Linked DNA regions of Mus musculus: region 1 is linked to region 2. A link is a loop called in an ENCODE intact Hi-C map of the cell type or tissue named here. Cell type or tissue: gastrocnemius. All regions are shown on one strand. Links, peaks and the distances in the headings refer to the core of each region. The heading gives the core; the rest is flanking DNA.

Region 1 (6,773 bases), core at 1,712-5,711, 68 kb after region 2:
CTTTTCAGACTTGCTTTCGATCCAAGATTTTCACACTTGTTCTGTCTTGTCTGTAACAGTCCTCTGGTGTGTATGTATCTGTGTGTGTGTTTTTTGTGTGTAACAATGTGATTGCTCCCTTGTGTTTTAGTTGGGTTTTACTGATATGAACAGACACCATGACCAAGGCAACTCTTATAAGGACAGTGTTTAATTGGGGCTGGCTTACAGGTTCAGAGGTTCAGTCCATTATCATCAAGGTGGGAGCATGGCAGCATCCAGGAAGGCATGATGCAGGAGGAACTGAGAGTTCTACATCTTGTTCCAAAGGCAAACAGGAGACTGACTTGCAGGCAGCTAGGATGAGGGTCTCAAAGCCCACACCCACAGTGATATACTTCCTCAAAGAAGGCCACACCCACTCCAACAAGGCCACACCTCCTAACAGGGCCCAGCATATTCAACCCACCACACCTTGCCTCCTCTCAGCATAATTTGCTGTGGTCACTCCCACCAGCACACTGCAATCTCAGCATTCCTTGCTGGCATTGCTGTTTCTTCACCACACTCACCTCAGTGAGCTCTGCACGGAACTGTGTGTTTGCAGCCTGTGAGTTCTTAGTAGTCAAGTTTTTCTCTGCTGTGCTTTAAGCTGGGGAACTACATCTGTCATAGAGTAAGTCCTCACTCAGGATTGGTATCTGCTGCGACACAGTGAAGTTGGTACAATGCTTGCCTAGTGTGTATAAAGCCAGGTTTGATGGCCCAGCATTCTATACATTGGGCATGGTGGTGCACACCTGTAATCCCAGCACTGTGGAAGTTAGGCAGGAGGATAAGAAGTTCAAGACTGTCCTCAAGGTGCATAGCGAGTTCAAGGCCAACCTGGGGTATCTGAAATCCTGCGGAATGGATGCATACATTTAACTTCTGTAGCTGATCTTTACTTTGCTATTTAGCTATTGGTGCAGGAAGTCAGAGTTTGCCTCCTCTGAGAATAAGGAGGTCTCACAATGCATACATAATGTAATGCTTTGCATTTGTTTTCTAGGAAATTTCCTCAGTGAGCACTATTAAGGAAAGCTGTCTCTCAGCACTGCAAAAGGATACTTACTGGGAAAACCAATTAGCTTCAACTGAAAAACAGGACATAAGACTCCAAGGAAATTGAAAACCAAAGAACAGAAGTTCTATATTAGCAGGAGTTACTTCAGGAGACAGCTTGCTGTCTACAGAAACACGTCGCAGAGGGAACTCTTGTGGTAAAGTTCCTCTTCTCAAGATGGGGTTCAGTATTGCAGCTCAGGGACCTTAGTCTTGTCCATGCCTGTCCTCAGGTCTGGAGGAGTCTGACTCATGTGGTCAAGTTAAGCAGAGATGGAAGAACATTCTAGAATAGGAATAATAAAGTACAGTCTGAGAAATGATTCAGTTACAGAGATCAGGACTCCCTTCCACCTGTCCAGGACAGCATCTTCTCTCCCTGTTGGTATATGGGTGTGGGACACAGATGACATCGAGAGTTTTGTAGCTGAACGTAGAATATGGTCATGTGAATACTTAACTACTTCCTGTTAGACCAGTCTCTCACTGAGGGGAGAGACTGGATCCTTTTCTCCACAAGATCAATTGGCAGTTGGTCATCCCAACCATTTGCTTAGTGTGTGACATATATGTCACATGTATGTATGTGTAAATGTAACTTTTATTCACCTGATATAATTGTCATCTCTGAGGCTTACTGCTTCTGTCTGTAAAACTTGGCCTCTGTACAATCTAATCTAGGCCTAGAATGTTCTCAGTCTTTGAGACTTGCTGCTGAGTAAGCTCACCCTTTCTAGCTCTTTCTGAACTCTGGTTGGCTGGTTCAACTCAGCTGTTCTAGCTCAAAACTCTTCTCCACAGTAACTGATTCAATCTGGCTTATCTTGCTTTTTCTGAATTGCTCTGCTTAATCTCAAACTAACTCTGACAATCTGTTCTAATCTTTTGGCACCTTTTCATTCTCTAACTCGTTCTGTCTTTATCTGTGTCTAGCTTGTTTTCTCTTCCAACCATCTCTATAAAACTCTCCCTGTAAAACAGCCCTCTCCCTCTTCCTGCCCTACCTCTTAAGTCACCTCCCTTTCCTCTCTCTTCTCATGAGAGTTGGGCATATACTATTCTGTCAAATCTTTCTCTGATTCATCACTTTGTCTGCTACTCATCACTTCAAACATGGGTGTTTTCTTCTACTAACTAATTTTACCTTCATTGTTTGGGATTAAAGACGTGTACTAAGGCTGAACCACACCATAAACAGAAATAGGGTTTTTTTTTTTCCTAGTAAATAACACACTCTTAGGGTTCACAATGTGATCGAATATTCTGCAACATACGTGTATGTCTACATATGTATTTATGTATATGGGAGCCAAAAGGCAATGTTAGGTTTTGTCTTAGTCAAGTTTCTATTGCTGCAACAAAACACCATGAGCAAAATGTAAGTTGGGGAGAAATGGTTTATTCAGCTTACCCTTCCACATTGCTGTTGATCACTGAAGGAAGTCAGGACAGGAACTCACACCGGGAAGGGACCTAGAAGCAGGAGCTGATGCAGAGGCCATGAAGTGGTGCTGCTTACCAGCTTGCTTCCCATGGTTTGTTCAGCCTGCTTTTTTTATAGAACTCAGAACTCCCAGCCCAGGGATGGGACCACCCACAATAGGCTGATCCCTCTCCCATCAGTCACTAATTGATAACATGCCTTATAGCTTGATCTCATGGACCCATTTCCTCAGCCGAGGCTCCTCCTCCTCTGATGACTCTAGCTTGCATCAAGTTGACATACAAAACCAGCCAGTACAACTATCTTACTTGATTCTTCTCCCCTTATCCTATGCAGCAGGGCCTCTCACTGAACCTTTAACTCATTGATTTGTCTAGAATGGCAAACAGCAAGCCCCAGGATCCTCATTAGTGCTAGGAGTATGGGAGTACCTCACCATCCCTGGCTTTTTATGTGGGGGCTGGAGATCCAAACTTGGGTTCTCTTGCTTGAATAGCAAGTGCCTTGTTAGCAGCACCAACTTCCCAGCTTCCAGAGCCATTCTTTTTATTCTGGTCTGCCAGTCAGTTATTGGCAGCAGCACAGAGCTGGGTTCTGCTCTGGTTCTGAGCTGCTCTGCCCTTTTAGGTAAATAAGAGCCCATCTTTAAGCCCACTGCTGACCTGTTGATTTAGGAGCAGCCTTGCAATTTATCTTATCCACTGGCATCTCCCTCACGGCTTCCAAGACCTTCTGTGGTTTCTAATTAATTGCAATAAAGACGTTGTCACCTTTGCTTCTCTCCTGTGTCATCTCAATGGTTCTGGAAAAGAGCACGTCTTCCTTTAGGATTGTGTGTATGTGACTGCAGAGTGCATGATGCTATTAAGAGCTGTGCCCTTTCTGTACCTAATGCCTGGGCACAGGTTGCATGGAGCCAGGGTACTGAATGCCAAACACTTTCTTCAAGAGACATCTAGTGGGACTGATGACAAGAATTGTCACTCTGAATTCTGCATGCTCATGGCTAGCCGATTCAGTGCCAACAATGACCTCTAGTGTTCTGCAGAGAGCAGACCTCGTTAGTGGTGCTGACGTTCTCAAATGCCGGTTCTCATTTTCCATGCGTCAAACAGGGGTGAGCTGTCCCTCCCAGCCTGCCATGCCACACACATGGGATTTCTGCCTCTGTGCTTTAAAGTAAGGGTGGCTTCAATGGAGCCTTGAGGACCGTGAGCTGTGGCCCAGGACGCTGAATGTCACCGTCTAAGTACCCAGCACTGCGGCTGCTGTTAATTACCAGGGATGGCCCTGTTAGTTTTCTCTGTGTGATTCAGATGAAGCATCTGAGACATCGGGAGGTTAAATCATCACACGTAGGTAGCTCCAAGGTGGAGAGATGTGACCAACATTAACGTCACACCTCTAGTTCCAAATTGGAAGGGCCAAGTATACGCTAGCTCTGTTTTTCTTGCTCTCTTCCCGCCTTCTTCCTCCTTCCTTCTTCCCCTTCCTTTTTTTCTTCCTTCCTCATTCTCTCTACCTTGCTTCTCTCCTTTCTTTTATTTCTTCCAGGTTTCGGACATGCTTGTTTAACTATACCCCCCTGGCTGGCTGCTTCTCTATCAAGGTCTCTATAAGGAAACTTCGGGCGTGGGGCTGCACTAGTGAAGTGCTTTGCTTTACACATTAAAAACCAACACAAAGGCCAGGTGTGGCAGTGCGTACTTTGAGAGACCACATCTCGGGTTCAGACTCCATCTTAGACAACCTCACCTAAGGTTGAACTCGAGTTAACTAGCAGGCTGGTACCTAGCACCAGTTTCCAGGTTACACTGTGACTAGAACCAGATTCCAGGCTATTCCCCAACAAATTTGTACCTGCAGGTTACAAGCCTGCCCCTGACACGTCACTTCCTAACAACCTCCAATCAGGAGGAAAACAGAAGTTAAGTTTATGGTTTGGCTCCCAGCACCAGCCAATTATGTTAAAAGCCACAATAGACTGTGAGGTTGTCCTCTGGGGATACACAGACACACAGACACACAGACACACACACACACACACACACACACACACACACACACCACATACACACATGCACACACACACCATATACATATATACACCACACACACATATATACACCACATATACACATATACATACCACACACACACACACACACACACACCACACACACACACCACATACACACATGCACTCACACACCACACACACATATATACCATACACACACACACATATACACACCACACATACATATACATACTATATACACCTATACTCACAACATACACACTGCACACAAATATATACACACCACATACATACATACTATACACACACATACCACAGATACACACTGCCCCGTGCTTCCCTGTTTCTCCGAGTCTCCCATCTGTGTATAGCTCAAGCTCCATACGTCTGTATGCTACGGCATCGCTCATCTGTCTGTCTTTGTTCTAGAACCTTGGCTTGGCTCTGAACCTGGCAATGGGCGAGAAATCCTTCCCTCCCCTGTACAGTACATTCCTTTCTTTGTTCTCGCCGGCTAGCAGAGGTATCTGTTTTCCATCAGGAGCTCCACATCATTTGCCACCGGCGTGGATTTCCTCTTGTCAGGATTACACGTCTAATGGCATCTTGACAAAGCAGGGGGACGTGGTGTGTTTTGTCCTGGCATTGCTGAATGATCTCCAGCAAGAAATCAAAGCAGATATTTCACATGTCACCGCGGGTAATGGCTGTTCTTGGGGGGTCTCCAGTCCTGGAAATGGATGCCAACTTTTTTTTTTCTGAATGAAAATTGTTACTCATTTTTTTTTTATCTTTTCTGATCTTAAATTATTTTGTCTGAAGATTTCCAACTCTGCTGAGCGAGTGAGCCTGACACGCGGAGGTTAAGCGACTCATCCACGCCAAGTGGAGCCTTCAGAAGCCTTTTATCTGATTATCGTGTCTGCAGTGCTTGGCTTTGCCACCACAAGCAGGGGTTCACCCTTTGAGACTTTATGCTTTGTTTCTGTTTCAGCTTTGAACTAGGACCAGGAAGGGATTCCTCAGACTTTTCAGTAAAGATGTATGATTAGATTAGGCCATAAGTGGGAGGCGGTGGCAGGTGTGGCTGAAGGGATGGGCGTTCCACAGAGATCTTTCTTTGGCATATCGACAACTCTGTCTGCCCGGAGCTGTCAGTTGGGAAATTGCTCTCCTTTCTTAGGTGGGACTGCCAAGTTCCTCGACATTTTCCCGGACTACACCGTCACATTCAGTCCTCCCCACACAGTGTTCAGACCTCAGGCAACTCAGGTTCAAGCAGAGCCATCCAGGGGTCCTCTGGAGTCACCAATAAGGGACACAATGGATGACGTGTCTTTTAGCCATGCTTGATTGTTCTTTGGGCCACACAGCTACCTTCTTTGGGAGTTGTGGAAAGGATCATCTCAGCTGGGACTGCTGACTGTTTATACCCTCTTGTGGAGGGGTGGAGAGGGTCACACGATGCTTTCCAGGTGCTCCCTTTGGGGGTGGAGCACCCACACCCCTGTATGTAACCCCTGAACAATGTTCTTTGAATCAACACAGTAAACTCAAGGGATCCCATAGTGAATTTTGGTCGGCTACAGCCTCCATATCTATTGGGACCTTAGTATATATACGGCCCGTATATTGTATATTGGGTCCTCAGGAGGAGGAGGGTTAGATATTATTTACCTCTCCCTCCTCTGCCCCAAGGAAGGTGCTTTAGCAACATGTGATCAAGGAGTCACTTAAACCTGCAGCTCTGCCCCAGCCCACAGTGTGAGCTTTAGGAAGGACGGATGCTGTACCTGAAGGTGAGCAAAGGCCCATCAATCAAATCTCCATGACGTCATTAAACCTGCTGAATCCAGACACACCTCAGCTTGAGAAGCCTGGTCCTTCATGTTTTTTAGTTGAGAGCCAGTATATTCCTCTTTGCCTCAGAGTGTTTAAGTCCGGTTTTTATCACACTACACTGAAAGTGTCCAGAGCTAATACAACCACAAATGCAGCAATTTCTAGCCCCTCTGGGAAGACGCCTTTCTGCGTCTATTGGATCCCCAGACGTCTTCAGGTCAAATTAGCCCTCATGCCAAAGTGACAGGTTTTGGGGTGTCATGTTTTATGCGTCATTTCATCAAAAAGAGAGAACAGGGAGAAACGAGGCATGGGAGGGATGAGCTCAGCCTTTAAACCTTAAAACTTAGAACACTTGAACTG
Region 2 (7,874 bases), core at 1,984-5,983:
AACCCAACCAAATTTACAAAAAAGGGCACTATTGCTGTAATCACTTACCTTGAGGAGTGAAACACTTAAACAGTGTAAGTTATAACAAGTAGGAAATAAAAACAAAATCAGTGAGTGGGGAAATGATTTTATTCAACATCAGCTTCATTAAAACAACCTGTAGTTCATTTATTTCAACTATGAACGTAAACATCTATGTGTGTGTAACTATTTAAATGTGAGGATGCTGGAAGGTTACTTTGGAAATATATATTTTTGTGAGTGCTACATGGGCTTATGTATCTGGTAATATTTTCATGTGTATACTTTTCTACAAGTTTGGATGTGGTTATTTATAGCTACATGGTTAGTGTAAGTAGTAATAGTCTAAGAATGTTTTCTAAATGTTTATTTTAATTTATATGTAACTTATATGCCTACCTCCTGGGTGCCTGCCCGAAGAGGGTGTCAAAGCCCCTGGCACTGGAATTACAGATGGATGGGAGCCATTCTGTGGGTGCTGGGAATCAAACCTGGGTCTTCTGCAAGAATAGCAAGTGTTCTTAACCCCCGAGCCCTCTCCCCAGCACCCCTTTGACCTTTTAAGGTGAACTGGCAACACAATAATTGAAAATGTTGTTTGATCTTTGACTGAATAAGCTTCCAAACTGTTTATCCCCATCCTGTAAATTAAACAAAAATAGTATTTAAACAATATTAGAATTAATGAGTTTTGTGTTAGATTCATATGTTTGATGATGATAAAGTTTTTCCTGGAGCTCTCACTATGTAAACCAGGAAGACCTTGAGTGTACAGAGCTCATGGCCTGACATCTGTTAGATTTTGGTAGAGAGTCAGGGTTTCTCTGTGTTGCCCTGGCTGTCCTGGGACTCACTCTGTAGACCAGTCCTTTGATATAAAAGCAAGAACATACACGATCTGTGGAGACAGACACAGCCTGGCTCATTTAGGGAAGCCTGCAAGCAATTCCGCACGCTGGAAGCTGCGGTTGTGCTGGGAGCATGGATGAAGACAGTTGAGCAAAAACCAACTCATTAGAGACCGAGAAGACTCCAGGAAAAGGGTGAGATAGGTTTTTCAGACTTTTGGAATTAATTTCACGAAGAGAACTTGTCAGTGAGGATGCGTTCATTGTCAAATGGCTCAGTTTGCCTTTGAATTGTCTCTCTGTAGGGCCGGAATTCTCCTATCTCACTTAAATGAGACGGCTGGTCAGTTAGAGAGAATTGCTCTGTTGGCAATAACACAACCTTATACATCTTGGTCAGGTGTCTTAGCTACACGGATTGATCACTGATAAGGAATGACACAGATGTCCAGCTAGTGAATAGCTGCACCATCAACATGAGATTGACTAAAAGTGCAATGTCCAGGCAAGCATGTTCCCGAGGTGGGGGGACAAAGGGGCATGTAACCAAGCAGAGGAAAGACCGGAAAGATTCATCCTAGTTGGGTTGTTGACCAGGGAGTATTTCAGGTCTCTCTTGTAACTGTACTGGTCATGGCAAGGATAAAGGTGTTTTAGTGAGATGCTGGGTCCCTTCCTGCAGGTGTCAGCTTACTGAGACAGTAGACTCTGAGAAACTGACTTTCCCCAGGAATCTCACCCAGGGAAAAAAATTCAAGGCTGAAGTCAGGTGCCTACCAGGGGAGGAACTCGTGCAGGGAGAGATGTCTTACAGTCTGACGATTTATTTGTTAGACCACCATGTAGAGAGACTGAAGCCCAGACCATGTGAGTGAGATCAAGACAGTTTAGTAATGTGTGTACCTCTTGTCTTCTGTTTAAAATGAATCCACATATCCCGCCCCCAAGGATGGGCTTGGGATGTGGATGTGGGCTGTTACCAGACCCTTTGGCTCCACCCCCTACTGGATTCTTCTCCTTTCTCTGCTTTCCACCATTACTGTCTCCTTAGCTGGCCTGCCATTGACAGGCCCACACTACCCCCTGCCCCAGACTCCAATAACTCCAGTAACACTGCTCCCCGAAAGCTCAGTTTCTGACTCTGACATGTGAGCTCACCGGGAGGTCGGGATACCAAAATCCATCCCCAGCCTTTGCTAGATGTTGTGGGCGGTGTTCTTGCTTAGAGGTGTAGCAGTAACAGGCCAGTGGGCCTGGCCGTCTGCCTTGGGAAAGTAGCTCAGTGTGGCAGCTGTTAGCAGGTTATCAGGTCACTGTGCTGATTGCTTGTCCCTTGAGATGTCGTCTAAAAAGACCGAGCCCTGGAGAGACCTGGGTGTGGCCAGCAATATTACCGCTGTATCGCCACCGTACTCATTTTATTCAATCCTTGCCTACACTGGCCAAATTTAGAGTTCCTGGGGCCTCAGAAGTTGGGTAGAAGTGGGAGATAAAAAAATGTGTCTTTTCTATGTTCAGAAAGTATCTTTACTTATTGATTTTGAGAGAGAGAGAGGGAGAGAGAGAAAGAGAGCGCAAACATATGTGGAGGTCAGAGGACAACCTCTGGGTGTTCTCTCTCAACACCACGAAGGTTCTGGGGAGCATCTTTATCCCTGAGCCACCTCACTGGCCCCTTTATTTTGCCTTTGCAAAGCTAAACCTTCCTCTTCCTCTTCCTCTTCCTCTTCCTCTTCTCTTCCTCCTCCTCCTCCTCTTCCTCCTCCTCCTCCTCTTCCTCCTCCTCCTCCTCTTCTTCTTCTTCTTCTTCTTCTTCTTCTTCATTTATTATATATATATATATATATATATATATATATATATATATATATGAGTACACTGTAGCTGTATAGATGGTTGTGAGCCTTCATGTGATTGTTGGGTATTGAATTCTTTTTTTTTTAGGATCTCTGTTCGCTCCGGTTAACCCCACTCAGTCTCTGCTCCCTCCAGCCCAAAGAGTTACTTATTATTATAAATAAGTACACTGTAGCTGTCTTGATGCACCAGGAGAGGGCATCAGATCCCATTACAGATGGTTGTGAGCCACCATGTGGTTGCTAGGAATTGAACTCAGGACCTCTGGAAGAGCAGTCAGTGCTCTTAACCACTGAGCCATCTCCCAGCCCCTAAACCTTCTTGAGAAGTTGAAGAGATTAATAATAAAAAGGCCATCGGGCACAGGCATCTTTTATATCATTTACAAGAGGCAGGTCCTTTCTGGCTCTGAGCTCATTACCTTTGCACTCTGTACTGCACGGAGTTTTAATAACTAAGCATAGTCAGTAATTGGAAAGGAAGCTACAGCCCCACCCTACTTGGGACACTGTGACTTGTGGAAGCTGTAACTGTCTGTAAAGTCAAGAGGGTGAGTCAGGAGGGGATGGAACTGTTGGAGAAAAGAGATGCTTCACCATCTCCCCGGGAGTTGATTTGGGTGAGAATGGCTGGGGTCTGGAATTGAGACGCATGTGGACAGAGCCTCTTCCCACTCTGCAGTTTTATGGCTCCCCGTCCCCCATCACATAGAAGAATTTGCTTCAAGTACTTTAAAATATTACACCAGGTTCCTTTTTAGTTACATAAATCAAACCTTTAAGAAACAAAGACAGGCAGGACTGTGTGTATAAAAAGCCCACGCTCTGAATCATTCCGTTTGGTTTGTGCCAAACGTATGAATAGCTCGAAGCTTGTCCGACAGGGAGGAGTTAATCCGGGGAAACTGTTAGTCTCAGGACGGACGTTTTAAAACCCCTTGAACTCCTTTGCCAAATTCTGAGACTTAAAATGCAAAGTCGAGGCTGACTATTTGGGACAGACTGGAAATGACTCTTCTACGGCCTCTCTCGATGCCTTCCTTGTTCTCGCTCCTCGTGAGGCTCTTCTCTAATGGAGGACTCAGAACTCTGGGGATCCCAGTCCGAAGGCTCATTACTCAGGTTTGATGTGATCATCCACGCTCGCATGCCGCACGTTTGCCCGGTAGCTTTCCTGTCTGCCGAACAGGAGCATGACTGGTAGAGGCAGTGACTAGAAGATTGTCTTTACCTTTCCTGAGAGTTCAGGCCTGGACTCCGGCGCTCCCATGCCCTATGCAGTCTCGGTTCTTTCTTCCAGAAGATGGCGATAGAACATCAGAAAATCCAAAGGAAGGTCTGTAGGCATGTTTGCCCCTCAAGGCCTCCCACTGGGGAGCCCCTGCCCAGGTTGGGCTACTCCGCAGGGACGCCCCCAGTAATTAGTCATCAGAAAGGGAGGTGGAAGATATTGAACTCAATCGTCCCCTCTTTTTCCCAATTAGCTTCTCACGGTTGACACTGGCCGGCTTGGCCTCTGGCTTCTGGGTGGTGCATTTTACTAACTTGATTGAAGATGATGCTGTTGAATCCAGAATTAAGACTTTTAATCTAAACCACAATGGCAACTATATGCTTCAGGGGATCGTAAGACACCACAAGGTCTTTTAGAGACTACTTGTACTTTCAGTATTTATTTCTTTATAGAAAAGGCCTGTAACTCATGGTACCCTTGTCTCTAACCCCTGAGTTACAGGGATTTGCTACCATAACCAGTATGTCTTTTTATTATTATTTGACTCATGGTGATTGTGAGTATTCCTGGGGTATATGGTGGTGCTGAGTGTGTGTGTGATGTGTGAATAAAGTGGGGTAAATGGTTTACCTTAGATTTTGGGGACATCCAAACCCTCTCTCTTGGATGTTTGCGAATGTTGCCTCAATCCTTGCTAGCCACAGCTCCTCTGTTATGACTGAGGTTGTGTTTCCTCGCCAACTACCCCTGGTGCTGTGTTCCTCTAGAGGCTAACTTCCAAAAACTCTTTGCACTTACTTTTCTGCACAGCAGTTTTCACCCAGCTGCTGGGTAGTTCCCCCCTCTTAGGGCAAATTCCAGTAAAAGAAACTAGAGGGCCTAGGCTCAGAAACAAAGTCACACAGCTTGATGGCTGAGGGGCATTTGAGATCTTGCTTGTTTACCTAACAATTGACTTCTAGTCTCTTAATCAGGGAGAGAGGAAGTCGCTGTTGGGGTCGCTGTTGGGGTCGTCACAGCTGCCTGTAGCTGTCTAGATTGACCCCATTAAAATGTCTGTTTACTATTGGTTTGTTTTTTATTGCTTTGAAGCTTTTATTATAATAAACCCCCCATGGTTTAGCAAGAACAATTCCAGGCAAAATTGGAATAGATATAAGAATGGAAAGTTGAGTATGAGAAGAAAAACCAGATATATCTAACACACACATTACACACACAAATACACACAAATACATACACATTACACACATACATCACACACGCATTATACACACATTACACACATATACACACACGCATTATACACACATTACACACATATACACACATTACACACCCAGTCGAACATACGCATACACACAAATATACACACACACACACACACACACACAAATGTATACATATACACAAATACACACACACACAAATACACACATTAACAAAAACACACATACACCACACACACAAACATACACAAAAACACACACAAGCATATACATACACACAAACATATACATACTCACAAACACACATACAAATATACACACAAACATACTATACACACACACAAATATAAATAAACACACACATGCATACATTATAGCATTTCACAGTTACAAGCATTCTATAATTGTAATAACTTGCTTCTAGGCCAGTTTGTTCCTAGGTTCTTTCTCTGAAATAAGGTGTGTGTATGTGTATTTGTGTGTGTGTGTGTGTGCATACATGTTGGGAGTCAGAAGATGCTAATCCTACTTGGTGAGAATAAGATCACTACCATAATTTTTTAAGTCAAAATTGAAGTGAGCATTATTAAATACTGGCCAGGTCCATACCTAGGATTTGTAGAGAATGGGTGCAAATTAAATGGGTCCAGTGTTTATAAAGGTAAAACCCACAAGGGCATGTCCTTCCTGCCTTCATCCAATGAGGGGCAAGCATACAACCTACTGCATTTCCTGCCTATGCACCTCCCACCTGTGTGTGATCAAGCAGTTCCTGTGCGGTTGGGGCAACCAACCTTGCTTACAGAAGTGAAAACACGGGGCTTGCTATCTTACATGGCCGACAGCCTCCAGCATTCCAGGAAGTTACCCATCCTTGGATCAATGTGGCTTAGAGATTAGAGGCATTTTTGTTTTATAGATCTCTTAAGCACAGTAATTAAATTTTAAGATATAACTTAGGTCCTCACGAGGACAACATGCAAGAGCCAGTTATAGAATTCCATTATATGGTTCCTAGTGTTGAATTTAGGCTCTCAGATTTTATGGGAAGCTCCCTGCTTTTAAATTCTGGAGTCAGGGTGTGACTTTGGGCAGCATATTTAAGCTCTCGAAACCTAAGTTTTCTCTCGAGAAACTGCACTGGCTGTTGGGTCTGCTGGGATATTCGGTACAGAATATGAGCAGTGCATTAGCCTTCTGTTTGTAATATTATTCCCAGGAAACACCCTTTTTCCAGACACCTTGTGAGGGCTAAAGTTATGTTTTAAGTTATAATTACTGTGCTTAAGAGACCTATAAAACAAAAATGCCCCCAAACTCTAAACCCCATTTACCCAAGGATAGATAACTCCGGGGAATGCGGGCGGTGGGGGTGGGGGCTCTTGGTCAGGTAAGGTAACAAGCCAAGTGTTTTCACTTCTGTAAACAAGATTGCTTGCCCCAACTTCACAGCAAGTCCTTGATCACACACAGGCGGGAGGTACGTAAAACACTGTGGTAGTGATCCTATTTTGGCCTGGTGGGATTAGCAAGTGTTCTGTTTCTAGAATTTACCACGTTTTCAAGTCTCTACTGGAACATGTTGATTGACTCACCAGATGGCAAAGGGGCTTTGGGTGATCGGCCCGGCCCGTTCTACCTTGCTGAAGAAGGGTGCTGAGATCAGCCACGGGTGTGCGTACCTCCAGGCACTTGGACTTCCTTCAGAGAAGCCTGTGGCAGGCCATGGCTTGATTAGAGAGTTTCTACCAGCTCCCAAAGAAGCCCAGGACAAATGTCTAACCATCTAAACGTCTGTGGTGCCTAATAGTACACCTAAGGGTTTGCTTGGTCTCTAAGCTCACTCAATACCTGTGACTTTCACCCCTGCCCACTCTCCAGCCTAAAGCTCTGCAGCCCAGAGGTTTCCCTTCTCTTCTCGCAGCTTCCGTTCCTAATTAACTAGCCATTTCAGCCATGTGCACTCTTGGTGTTCTCTCTCTCTCTCTCTCTCTCTCTCTCTCTCTCTCTCTCTCTCTCTCTCTCTCTGGGTCCTTGTCCTCTTTTGCCTTGGCTCTCTTAGTCCCCTCTCTTTGCTCCTTCTCTTCTTTCCTCTCTCGCTCTTCCCTCCTCTCTCTCCTCTCATGGACTGTTGTTGGGCTGTGTGTTGGTCATATTTCGTGTACTTCTTTTTCTCCCTGTTTGGACTCCGCGTGTACTCTCTGGCTTCTGGCTGCTTTCTCCCTCACATCTACAAAACCCCTTCTCCTCCACCGTGCCTAGGATCAGCCATGCCCTCATTTTCGTTGTGTCCAAACCCTTCACATCTAGATGCTGGGTGCACAGTGCGGTACAAAATAGTCACTGGCTTTTCATTGAACCTGTTCAAAAGTTGGAATTCACACGTCACAAATTGTCACGCAGAGAAAAGTGTATACAAAATGAGTAAGTACCATAAGGGAAGTGCCATGGCCTGCGCAGCAAAAGCTACAACTTTGAGTTTCTGGAGAAGAGCAGCGGTACGCATGCGCAGAAAGACACAGGTGCTCTGGGTTTCTTTTAGTGGGGAGGAGAAAGGGGGAGGGGAAAGAACAACTTCATTTCACAGTTTGGTGTATCTCAAGGGCAGAGCGGACTTACTGGGTGTATCCAGCCTTCTCTAGAGCTTTAGAGGTCACAGAGGCTCAGAGCTACCAAGTGAACGCCA

Evidence for each region. Hi-C counts contacts between places; a loop is a spot of excess contacts. Peaks named below come from ENCODE experiments on the same cell type or tissue, not always from the same donor. Only the 100,000 strongest peaks of a DNase experiment are listed, where the experiment ranks them.
Region 1: a loop joins it to region 2, with 2.2 times the contacts of the local background. A loop is called at or near these places in 2 of 42 quality-filtered maps.

The regions. Positions count from the first base shown.
Region 1 is chr10:119,097,477-119,104,249 of GRCm38, reverse strand. 1700064J06Rik (RIKEN cDNA 1700064J06 gene) reads right to left here. Exons shown (of 4, transcript NR_045348.1): 4 at 1,143-1,369. Among named protein-coding and RNA genes, the nearest start is that of 1700064J06Rik, 8.0 kb to the right of the region's middle. In gastrocnemius, for the core only: a CTCF peak has its summit at 3,565 (motif pointing left); DNase peaks (open chromatin) are centred at 3,553, 5,184, 5,405 and 5,709; H3K27ac peaks cover 1,689 bases.
Region 2 is chr10:119,165,127-119,173,000 of GRCm38, reverse strand. No RefSeq gene overlaps it. Among named protein-coding and RNA genes, the nearest start is that of Gm34045, 28 kb to the right of the region's middle. In gastrocnemius, for the core only: a CTCF peak has its summit at 4,021 (motif pointing right); a DNase peak (open chromatin) is centred at 4,014.